Linked DNA regions of Homo sapiens: region 2 is linked to region 1. A link is a loop called in an ENCODE intact Hi-C map of the cell type or tissue named here. Cell type or tissue: dorsolateral prefrontal cortex. All regions are shown on one strand. Links, peaks and the distances in the headings refer to the core of each region. The heading gives the core; the rest is flanking DNA. Region 1 overlaps MAGI2 (membrane associated guanylate kinase, WW and PDZ domain containing 2). Region 2 overlaps MAGI2 (membrane associated guanylate kinase, WW and PDZ domain containing 2).

Region 1 (5,390 bases), core at 117-5,116:
CCTGGATCTATGGGAACTTTCTCACCCTGTCTCATAGGCTACTCACCTCTTTTTGACTGTTTAGGTCAAATTAATACATTTTCAGTCACTGTCAAAAGTGTACTGCTCTACTTGAAGATAGTTATATGTGGGTGCATGTATAAATATGATAGGAAATAGTTAAAGTTTGATTACCCCATTCTAAGAGAAGAAAAGCAAAAAGGAGAAAAATTATGCTTTGGGTTTTTCTCTAGTCTTAACTAACCAGCCAAAGTATATGTTTTAAGAAAAGCTTTTAAATACAGCACAGTGTCAAAGAGGCAGAGCTTCAGCGACCTTGACTTCACTATTTCCTAGCTGTGTGGTACCACATAAATTACTCATTTGTAAAACAGTCCTCATATCAGTTGTATAGTTATCAGGCATTAAATAACATAATGCATGTAAGGAGCTTAGCACAGTGCCTGGTACACCATCACCATCATCACCACTACCACCACCATTATCACTGTCACCATCAATATCATCATCACCACCATCGTCATCATAACTACTACCATCACCACCACTATCATTATCTTCACTACTATCACTATCACCATCATCATCTTTCTCCTACTCATCATCATAGCCAAAGCTTGTCATGTACCAGACACTGTTCTAAATAAGTACAAAGTAAGTGCTAGCTTTCACCATTATTATTACAATATTTTCTTTTACTGGCTTCAAGTTATGAAATTGCATATTTTGAGCCAATTACCTTGATATAAAACACACTATCATATTATAATGGGCCGAGTGAAAGTAAAGGCATCCACTTAAATACCTTCCAGTACATAAAGTAAAATGGAACATAAAATGCTTTCTCCTTAATTAGTCTTTCTTCACCATAAACAAGTCTCAGGATCAGTTGTTGCACACAGAAGGACCGCTCTAGATGATTTCTAAGTCCTCTGAAGGTAATTCATCATATATTAACAATCCACATGAGAATATGCTTCATATGACTGAAAGGACCAAAGCACAAGTAGAAGGGCTGTCTGTACCCAGCGATCATGAATAAATTCCTTTCTTGAGCTGCTCTTTATGGATTTGCATTTCTGATCTCATAATGAATCATCCCAGTTTTGATTTCTGCAAGCCAGGCTGAATTGTGATCTTTTATTTTCACCAGAGGATCATGCTTTTCCATAATCCTTCATCTACATTACCTTGTGAACCCAAGCACATGGGCATAATGGGGCAAATAGAGAGTCTCCTGCTTAATGAGACAACGTTTGCCAGAGCTGAACCTGGACAAAATTTTGAAGTGAATGCAGTTTATTGTCCATACCTTCCACCTTCTTTTCTCCACACTTTAATCCACTCAGTGTCACTTTCCCCATTCCCTTAGAGTCCTTCCTGCTTTTGATTCTCACCTTATAACATGATCAAAATTCAGTAGAATAAACTGTGCAAATTAGTATGTGTTATCTAAAGTAGGGCTACTTTTTGTCTTGGTGACTGGATGGTTTGTATAATCTTAAAAGTTAAAAACATTCCTTAGAAGTAGAAACTAAAAATAATTTATAGAACATCTAAACTATGGCCTAAAATGTCTATTTAAAGGGACTGAATTAACCAAGCATATTCCCCATAAAGTCCAATTTCAAATTAGAGTAAAGGAAAATGAAGAGCATGGAAGCTATATACTCTGACTTCAGTAACCTAGCACTGGAAAAAGAAACACTGGACAGACACCTTAGTTTTGAATCAAATTCTACCACAAACTGTGTGACTTTGGGCAAGATAACTTAATGGCCTTAAATCTTAATTTCCTCACCTGTAAAATAGAAAATACAATATCTAATCTCTCAGGTATATTGTGAAAAATACATATAATTATAAAATAACTAGCACAGAATCTAGCATATAATAATTTCTCAGGAAACAGGGCTTTCCTTTTCAGCCTTTTTTTTTTTTTTTTTTTTGAGATGGAGTCTTGCTCTGTTGCCCAGGCTGGAGTGCAGTGGTGTGATCTCAGCTCACTGCAACCTATGCCTCCCCGGTTCAAGCGATTCTCCTTCCTCAGCCTCCCGAGTAGTGGGGACTGCAGGCACATGTGCCACCTTGCCTGGCTAATGTTTTGTATTTTTAGTAGAGGCGGAGTTTCAATGTTGGCCAGGGTGGTCTCAAACTCCTGACCTCGTTATCTGCCTGCTTCGGCATCCCAAAGTGCTGGGATTACAGGCGTAAGCCACCACACTGAGCCTTCAGCCTTTCAAAGTAGTCATTCACCCACCAAACAGCAACTTTTTTTTTCCCCCAGGCTTGATCATTGTCCATGTGTCACCTGATCTGCCCACATCTCCTTAGTTCACCTGACATTTGCCTGAATGGCTTTCACTATTTAAGTAAGATGTGCTCTTGCAGAAGATCTAAATTTTAGTCAAGTGAATTACTTTCCTGAAGGCACCTGAGCAACTTAATAGAACCAAAATCAAATTCAACTGGATTAAGAAGAAGGGAAAGATGAAGAGAGAATAGAAAAGACGGAAGAAAGAGAAGAAATAGTTACCTGGTCTACCTAGAGACCAGAAGTTGGTACCACAGAATAGTTGAGAAAGTTTTGACTGAATCACTCTGTTAGGATTAAGGAGACTTACCCTGGATAACTTATTTAATGTCAATGACCTTCTCTTCGAAACACAGATATTGAACTTTTTCAGGAACTCATCAGGCTCATAGATTTTGGTTGTAGGAGATTAAGAAGTTAAACATTTCTTGAGCTTTCAACATCAAACCGTATTAGTCCATGATACTGGGAAGTGAGCTCCCATTACCTCAACCTGACTCTATGACAGACTCTGCTATGTGCAACATCCCTTTCAATCCCCATGGTGATGGTGCTATACCCATTTTAGAGAGGAAGAATTTTTGGGTCAGAAAGCTTAGGTGACTTTCTCAAGGTCAAAGAGCCAAAGGGACAGAACAGGGATTAACACCTTTCAATACAAAGCCCCCAGGTACTTTTTACTGCACTATGCTGCCACCCTCTGGGACAGAAATTAGAAAGAAAGATATTAAGAAATCAAACCCTTAATTAAATGACTCTGCAAAACCATTGCAGATAAATGTGAACAGTCCGCAACAGTCATGGAAACTTGAGAAAAGAATGCGTGTTATGACAATGTGTACTGCTTAATGTTTAAAAACTGGCTCTATGAAAAACAAGCAAACACATTGATTTGTATCCCTTGCTCATTTTTGTAGAGTAAATATGCCCATTACGGCAAATTTCAAGCTATCAAGTTAAAGCCACTGAACTGGATTTGGGAAAAGATATGCACAAATGTCTCTTTCAAGACAGTGCTAGCCACCTCCAGCACCCCACTCTATGTGTAGATTTGTGTGTGTTCATGTGTGTTTGTACCTGAATTTATAATGCCACTTTCTGTAAATATATTAAAAAGCAAAATATCAGTTGAAACATTTTCCTCATTAGTAACAGTAACTATGAGTATCAGGAGTTTCAATTATGCCCTAATCAGTACTCCCACTTGTTTTCAAATTAGGCAGATTACTAGTATTTCTCTTTCAGTTCCGTAATATAACTCTCAATAATCCCAGCAAATAAAAGAAAACAAAACCCCATGCTCCCGATCTTCACCTCATTTTCTACCACATACTGGATGGTTCTTATGTAACTTTTGAATGAATACTTTTCAAGATTTCCTATGAGATGTGTGAGGCTTTCAAAGAACCCAAGGCGGGGCTCCTCCAGTAAAACCAACAGGTGTTAATTGTAGTATTTGTCAGTTCTGTTTCAGTACCGGGCCATTAGGGAAACCTGAACAGAAAGGGAAAGTAAACTTTCCTATGGCCCGGCCTTTCTTATTCCTCACCTTCTAAAAGTGACATAACTGCTGGAATTCCTCTAGAATAAAAGTAAGATGACTGAAAAGTTGTAGGAAAATTGCATGCATAATTTACATTACTTGCACCTTGAGCAAGCAATGGAGTTGTCATTTGTGTAGATGGCCTCACAAATGATATTCAGATAGATTGTTTGGGGAATGACTTCTGATTACTGAAACAATTTACTTCATCTTATTCATTTCTTCTGATTGTGAGATACTGTGGTAAGAATACAGCAGAGGGATGGCCGGGCAGGGTGGCTCACGCCTGTAATCCCAGCACTCTGGGAGGCTGAGGCGGGCAGATCACGAGGTCAGGAGATCGAGACCATCTTGACTAACACGGTGAAACCCCGTCTTTACTAAAAAATACAAAAAATTAGCCGGACATGGTGGCGGGCGCCTGTAGTCCCAGCTACTCGGGAGGCTGAGGCAGGAGAATGGCATGAACCCAGGACATGGAGCTTGCAGTGAGCCGAGATGTCACCACTGCATTCCAGCCTGGGCGACACAGTGAGACTCCGTCTCACAAAAAAAAAAAAAAAAAAAGAATATAGCAGAGGGTTAAATGTGAAGAGCCTACTATGTAAAAAAAATTTGCATAAAGGCTTGAATTATTGCCCACATAAATGTGCAGAAATTTCTCCCCATCTACTAAATAAACAAAAAAGGAAAAGATGCTTAAAGCATCTATGCTATTGAGGGAGAAAATGGGAACTAAATTGAGGAACAACTTCCCTCTTCAAGATTTATGATAAAGGGGAGAAAAAGAAATAACCTACATATTCAATTGTCACCTATAGGACAATATATTTCTATGGGAAAGAAATAGCTTACATAGTAAAAAATTATATTAGAAATTTTAAATGAGAAATAATGCTTTTATAATAGAAGAAATAATGCTTTAGGACAAAATTAAAGTAAAGAATGTTAACATCAGAAAAAACATCCTAACTATTAGCGAGGTAGGCACTGGAAGAGGTCACTGTAAGAAATTGGGTATTAAAGACATTGCTGAATTTTTGCTTTGAAATCTTTAAGAACAAAATGTAAATATCTTCCTTCAATTGTTATATTTCTTAACCCCTTGGAAGTTCCTACGTAATTCTTTAAAATTCTACATGTTTTAGGCAACTTCATAAATGATGAAATAGTGAAAGTAAAATTAAAATCAGTGTAGTTCAGATTTTTCAAAATTCAAAACAATTTCTAAATATTAGAAGTTACCTTAAGAAAAAAGGTTCATTTCTAATGAGGTGAAAAAGTAGCACAAAATGGAGTCAGAGGTGAGCTTCCTCCAACTCAGGAGAACGTCGGCAATTAAGCGATAACTTGAAACACGTCAGCTGGAGTTGGAGGAGTGAAGAGGAAAGATTCACCATAAATCCATTAGGTAGAACAAACAGGTCTTAGTAAACAAGTGGATGCAAAGTCATGGGCAAGGGCGATTTGAGGCGGACTGGCTTCTAGCCTCGTCTTTCCATTCTTCGCTGTTCTAACTTCTTTTTGCCTACC
Region 2 (5,390 bases), core at 102-5,101, 210 kb before region 1:
TCTTTTTTGTTGTTTTTTTTTTTTAATGAGTGGTCATTTGATTGTAATTTCTTGCCAGAAAGTTCGCCTGCTGACAACATGGTAGTAATGGTAATAAGAGCCTGGTAAAGAAAAACAGAATTTGCAAATATGTGCAATTATTATAAATTGGTAGGAATGTTTTTAAAGTCTCTATTAAAGTCCTAATGTCCTGCTGAGCCATCCTTGCAAGATGACAGGGCACAACTGAAAAGGTTTTATAATTTGAAAGAGGAAAAATTCAAAGATGATTGCTAAAAATGCAAGACAATTACTAGCTTGGGGAAATTTTATTTGGGCTACTGAAAGGACTGCTTCGCAGAGACCATGGGGGCTGCATTCAATGCTCAAAGGTCACCTGGGGCAGCATGCACCTTCCCGTGCCTGGCTACAGTGATGATTAGTGGTCTCCTCAAGCACTTGGCCATTAGCTTTATGATGCAAAGCCACATTGATTCTAGGATTACGAGTTTTTGGAAACCAGGAGTGTGAAAAACGACAGACGAGAGCCACTCAAGAGATTCAGGAAATGAGCCAGAGCTGAGGTCCTAAACAGAAATTAACTCAGTGCCATATGACCCCAGTCATCCACAGCCATGTTTTAAATCCCCTGGCAGATGACTTTTCTAAGAGGCAATCCTAAGAGCTATGATAAATTCTGTTGGTAGAAGTAGTTGGTGCTGCTTCAAAGACAAAATGCCCATGTGCTTTTCCATATCACACCTTACAAATAAAAATACCCAATGCCTATGTCAAGTCCAATCTCCACAGGTTCAGAGTTACTGGAAAGAGAGTATCCAATGAACAAGATTATAGTCAAAATATTACGCACTAACGTTATCAAAATCAATCCATAGTATCTTATCACAAATATAGTGTTTGAGACTGCAAACAAGTCTAGGAAGTCTGTAAGACTCTTAAATTCTATTTAATTTGAGGCCTAAATTAAATTGGATTAGATCAAAGTCATATTTGAATAGGTATTTTTTTTAAGTTGCTAACACATATTACACAGAACATGATTAATTTCTATGATAAAAGGGAAACTGTAAATTTTCAAATTTTGTAGGTATGGGAGACACATCAACTCTAAAAGATCACAACCAAATATGCTGTACCACGCCAAGGTTAATTGAGCAGGTAAGGATAACTGTGGAAGAATCCCGCACAACTGCCTCATAATCTGACTGGGTGCTCTTCTGGGGAGTGAGGCTAGGCTCATGGATACCAGCTTTAATGTTATTCTGCTCAGCGTTTTAGTATTATAGGCATTAATCTGATTTAATCTGTCACCTTGGATCAACCCTGAGCGTCAACACTTCACAATTAATATATTAAAATATAAGAAAAACATTCTGCTTTAGATTAATTTCATAACCACTAAATACTTGTACATTTTTGTGGTGATGCCAGGAATCTGAAGTCTGCTCAATGATCCACTTATTTATCAACTTCAATGCTGACAAAGTTTCAGGTTAGCAAAGAAAGTTAGATAATTTTTGAAGTTATTTGCAAGTAAATTTATTACTTTTTGATTATAATAAGGTTTTTAACGTAAGGAGTTAGGAGCCATAGTCTTTATTGTCACCAAAAGCCTTAACTGTCGTCTCTTATATAACTGTGATTAGAAAATGACCTCAAAATATGTTACCCTCTGTCTATACAACCTTAAATATTCAGTTAAAGCATATGGGTTTGGCGATCATTTAGCTCTGAATTCCAAGTATAACATTAATGTTCAGTCCAGGGCAAGTTACTTCATCTCATCTCTTTGACATTCTTTTTTTTTTTTTTTTTTTTTTTTTTTTGAGACGGAGTCTTGCTCTGTGGCCCAGGCTGGAGTGCAGTGGCAGGATCTCTGCTCACTGCAAGCTCCGCCTCCCGGGTTCAGGCCATTCTCCTGCCTGAGCCTCCCGAGCTGCTGGGACTACAGGCACCCGCCACCACGCCCAGCTAATTTTTTGTGTTTTTAGTAGAGACGGGGTTTCATCGTGTTAGCCAGGATGGTCTTGATCTCCTGACCTTGTGATCCGTCTGCCTCAGCCTTCCAAAGTGCTGGGATTACAGGTGTGAGCACCGCGCCCGGCCTCCTTGACCTTCTTTTCTTCAACAATAAAATGGTTATGGTAATACTTAACTTGTAGAATTGATATAATGGTTAAATTTTAAAAATTAGCACCAGGCACGGTGGCTTGCACCTGTAATCCCAGCTACTCAGGAAGCTGAGGCAGGAGGATCACTTGAGGCCAGGAGTCCAAGACCAGCCTGGGCAAAATAGCGAGACCCTGTGTCAAAAAAAATTTTTTTAAAAATTAGTGGGGCATGGTGGCATGCTCCTGTAGTCCTAGCTACTTGGGAGGCTGAAGTAGGAGGATCGTTTGAGCCCAAGATTTCGATGTTACAGTGAGCCATGATTACACTATTGCACTCATGGTCTCAGTGACAGAGTGAGACCCCATCTCTAAAACGCTAAAAAAAAAAAAAAGATAAGAATTAATATATGTAAGATGTTCAAAAATGTCTGGCCTATACTGAGCACTTAATAACTGTTCATCTAGGTTATTTTCAAATACTTTTAAAAAAATCACACCATTAAAACACGTAAGATTAAATAAAACATTTGCTTTTCGTTTTCTTGTCATAGACAACACAGCCTTACTATTGGCCTTACTTCAGAAATTTCCCAAATTTTCTCCATTTTTCAGCTCATGGCACGACTAATATACTTTATTCTAGTCCTGCAAGACTCTTACTGACAAAGAAGCATCATTTAGTACTTTCCAATTTTGAATTAAGAAAAATGGAAAATGACACATTTATTTCTTCATGCAGTCAAATAGCATTTAGGAAGCAGCTGAGTACCTGAAAATGGCAATAATTTTGGCATCCCGGGCTGCCACACATTAGTTCTGGGGTGCGGGTAGATCATTAAACCTCCCTGCCTCGGTTTAGTCATCTGTAAAATGAGGATAATGCTTGGGCTGGGTGCTGCAGAGAACAGTGTGTAAAGATAACTATTCCAGGAAGCAATCATCAGGCTGAAAATGAGCTGACATTTGGGTTGGTGCTTTCAAGGAGCAGGGGAATTGAGAAAGTCAGAGGTGTGAGATGGCCCCGTTGATGACATCTCTTGGAAGTCGTTCCTTTATCTTATGCCTCACAGAACCATGTGAGCAAAGGCATGGAGTTGGGAAAGCTGAGAGCGTGCTCAGGAAATGGGAAGAGGGAAAGACCAATTTTCCTGAACATTCAATGTGAAATAGAGAGTGGAGTAAGAGAAGGCTGGAACAGATCCTGAACGGTGGAAGGATGCTGAGGGCCTTGAAAATCTGAGAATTCTATTTTTTAAAGTGTGAGAAAGGCATGGAGGTGAGAATGGCGGTTGGAACAGGAAGAAGAAAAATGCTTGAAAAATATGCCAACAAGATTGATCTGACCCTAATAAAGGACTGAATTTCACTGGTGAGAGAGTGCTAACAAAGCAATCTATCCAGGATGATGAAAGACAGGGCTATCAACAGACACAGTTTAAAAAAAAAAAAAAAAACAGAGGAAAACCAAGGTTCAAATGGATTTGTCCTCCAGGTACATACTCAGAGGTCAGGAGAAAGGAGATGCTTACATTAGCAAGCTATGTGTAGTAAAATCTATCAATATATAATACCATGAATACTTTCATTGTCCTAACACTTTATTGAGAGGTTCCATCAGATAACTTACTCTTTTCAATCCTTATCTTTTCTTCTATAATTTCAGTACCATAGCTGATTTTAAAATAGTAGCTTTCCTCATTGATAATAATATATAAAACTATTATTTATAGCATCAAGGCCTAAAAAAATTCATGTAATCAGCCTGAGAATTGAAAAACTATAGCCTAATGCCTAAATCACAGGCTGAGATTTTATTCTGCTTCTGTCATAGATTTCCTATTTTAGATATGGAAAGTAATCAACTCTGAGCTCATGTCTCCTTTTTACAATATGAGGTTTTAAAGTTTGACTTACTAGCAAACATGCAGTTTACAATATTAAAATGAAACTGATATAAAATTTGAGAAAACACATAGTTTACAAAAACAAAGAAACTTTGTCCCCGTTATTGTCCCCATTATTCTAATATACTAAATAATTAACTCTTTTGAAAAAGTAAATTCATAGTTGATAGGAAACCTTGACATTCAAGTTTTTAATTGCTGTACTTTTCTTCTATTTCTCCTCTTATTTACCATTTCAGAAGAGAGGAACTACAAACCAGGCTCTTGAAAAATCAGAATTCAAATGGAATTGCTCTATTCCAAGTAATAACTGAATCTGACACACAAAAAAAGATGCAGCCATACCTTCCAAATACCTTGAAATCCTCAATAACAAAAGAGAGCCTACACACTACACACACACACACACACACACACACAACCGCAATGCATGACAAATGAGTGACTTTTTTTCTCTCACACAGACAGAAATATTTCTGGCTTAATTGGTAGCTTTTGTATCAACTACCCAGTAGGATACATAGATGTAGAGGAAAAGAAATCAGAGAAAACCAATCCTTTAATTAGCTTGCACCTATATGTACAAGAATAAACATTTTGTAGATGTTCCTGACCTCCAGCTTCCTTCTCTCTCTCCCCTACTCAATAACATCACTCCTGCAGTGGCTGCTCTTTCCCCTGCATCGCCAGTTTTCCTCTCTTTACTGGATCATTTCAATCACATATACATACGCTAGAATATCTCCAATCATTAAAACAAAACACAACAAAAACCTATTTTCACCCCCCATCTCCCAACAAATACCCAATTCTCTGCTTCCTCTATGGTAAAACTCCCTATGGGAAGTCCACACTCAGCTTTCTCTAATTCTTTTCTTTAGATCATTTTCAAAACTCACTCCAATCAGGCATTTGTCCACACCATTACATTTCTCTTGTCCTATTTACCAAGACATCCACATTGCAAATCCAGGGGTCCTTTCTCAGTCTTCGTCTTAGCTGAGCTGTGAACAGCATTTGAAACAGCTGGTAAGTTTCTTAAAACACTTTCTTCAGTTAATTTCTACAAACGCACACACTCCTTGTCTTCTTACTTCACTTGTTAATCCTTTTTGGTTTCTTTTTCTGGCTTCTTCTCTTCTCTCCAAACTCTAAATGTTTAAGTTCTAAATGTTTAAATCTGAGGATTGGTCTTTAGACTACTTCACTTCTCTATCTATACTCATTTCCTATATGAAGTCATTCAGTCTTATGGATTTAAATACCATCTAGAATCTAACAGCTTTCAAATTTATGTCCCTAGCTCCAAGCTCTGCACTGGACTCCAGATTCATGTATCCAGCTGCAGATCCACACCTGAATGTGGACGTCTCAC

The links. Hi-C counts contacts between places; a loop is a spot of excess contacts. Peaks named below come from ENCODE experiments on the same cell type or tissue, not always from the same donor. Only the 100,000 strongest peaks of a DNase experiment are listed, where the experiment ranks them.
Region 2: it touches region 1 in a loop (2.7-fold over the local background); 3 of 110 quality-filtered maps call a loop at or near these places.

The regions. Positions count from the first base shown.
Region 1 is chr7:78,776,976-78,782,365 of GRCh38, forward strand. The region is part of intron 2 of MAGI2 (membrane associated guanylate kinase, WW and PDZ domain containing 2); the gene reads right to left. Among named protein-coding and RNA genes, the nearest start is that of MAGI2-AS2, 230 kb to the right of the region's middle. In dorsolateral prefrontal cortex, for the core only: a CTCF peak has its summit at 3,015 (motif pointing left); no DNase peak of the experiment used is centred there; H3K27ac peaks cover 769 bases.
Region 2 is chr7:78,562,986-78,568,375 of GRCh38, forward strand. The region is part of intron 3 of MAGI2 (membrane associated guanylate kinase, WW and PDZ domain containing 2); the gene reads right to left. Among named protein-coding and RNA genes, the nearest start is that of MAGI2-AS2, 440 kb to the right of the region's middle. RefSeq lists an enhancer at 134-729. In dorsolateral prefrontal cortex, for the core only: no CTCF peak of the experiment used is centred there; no DNase peak of the experiment used is centred there; H3K4me3 peaks cover 1,022 bases; H3K27ac peaks cover 2,695 bases.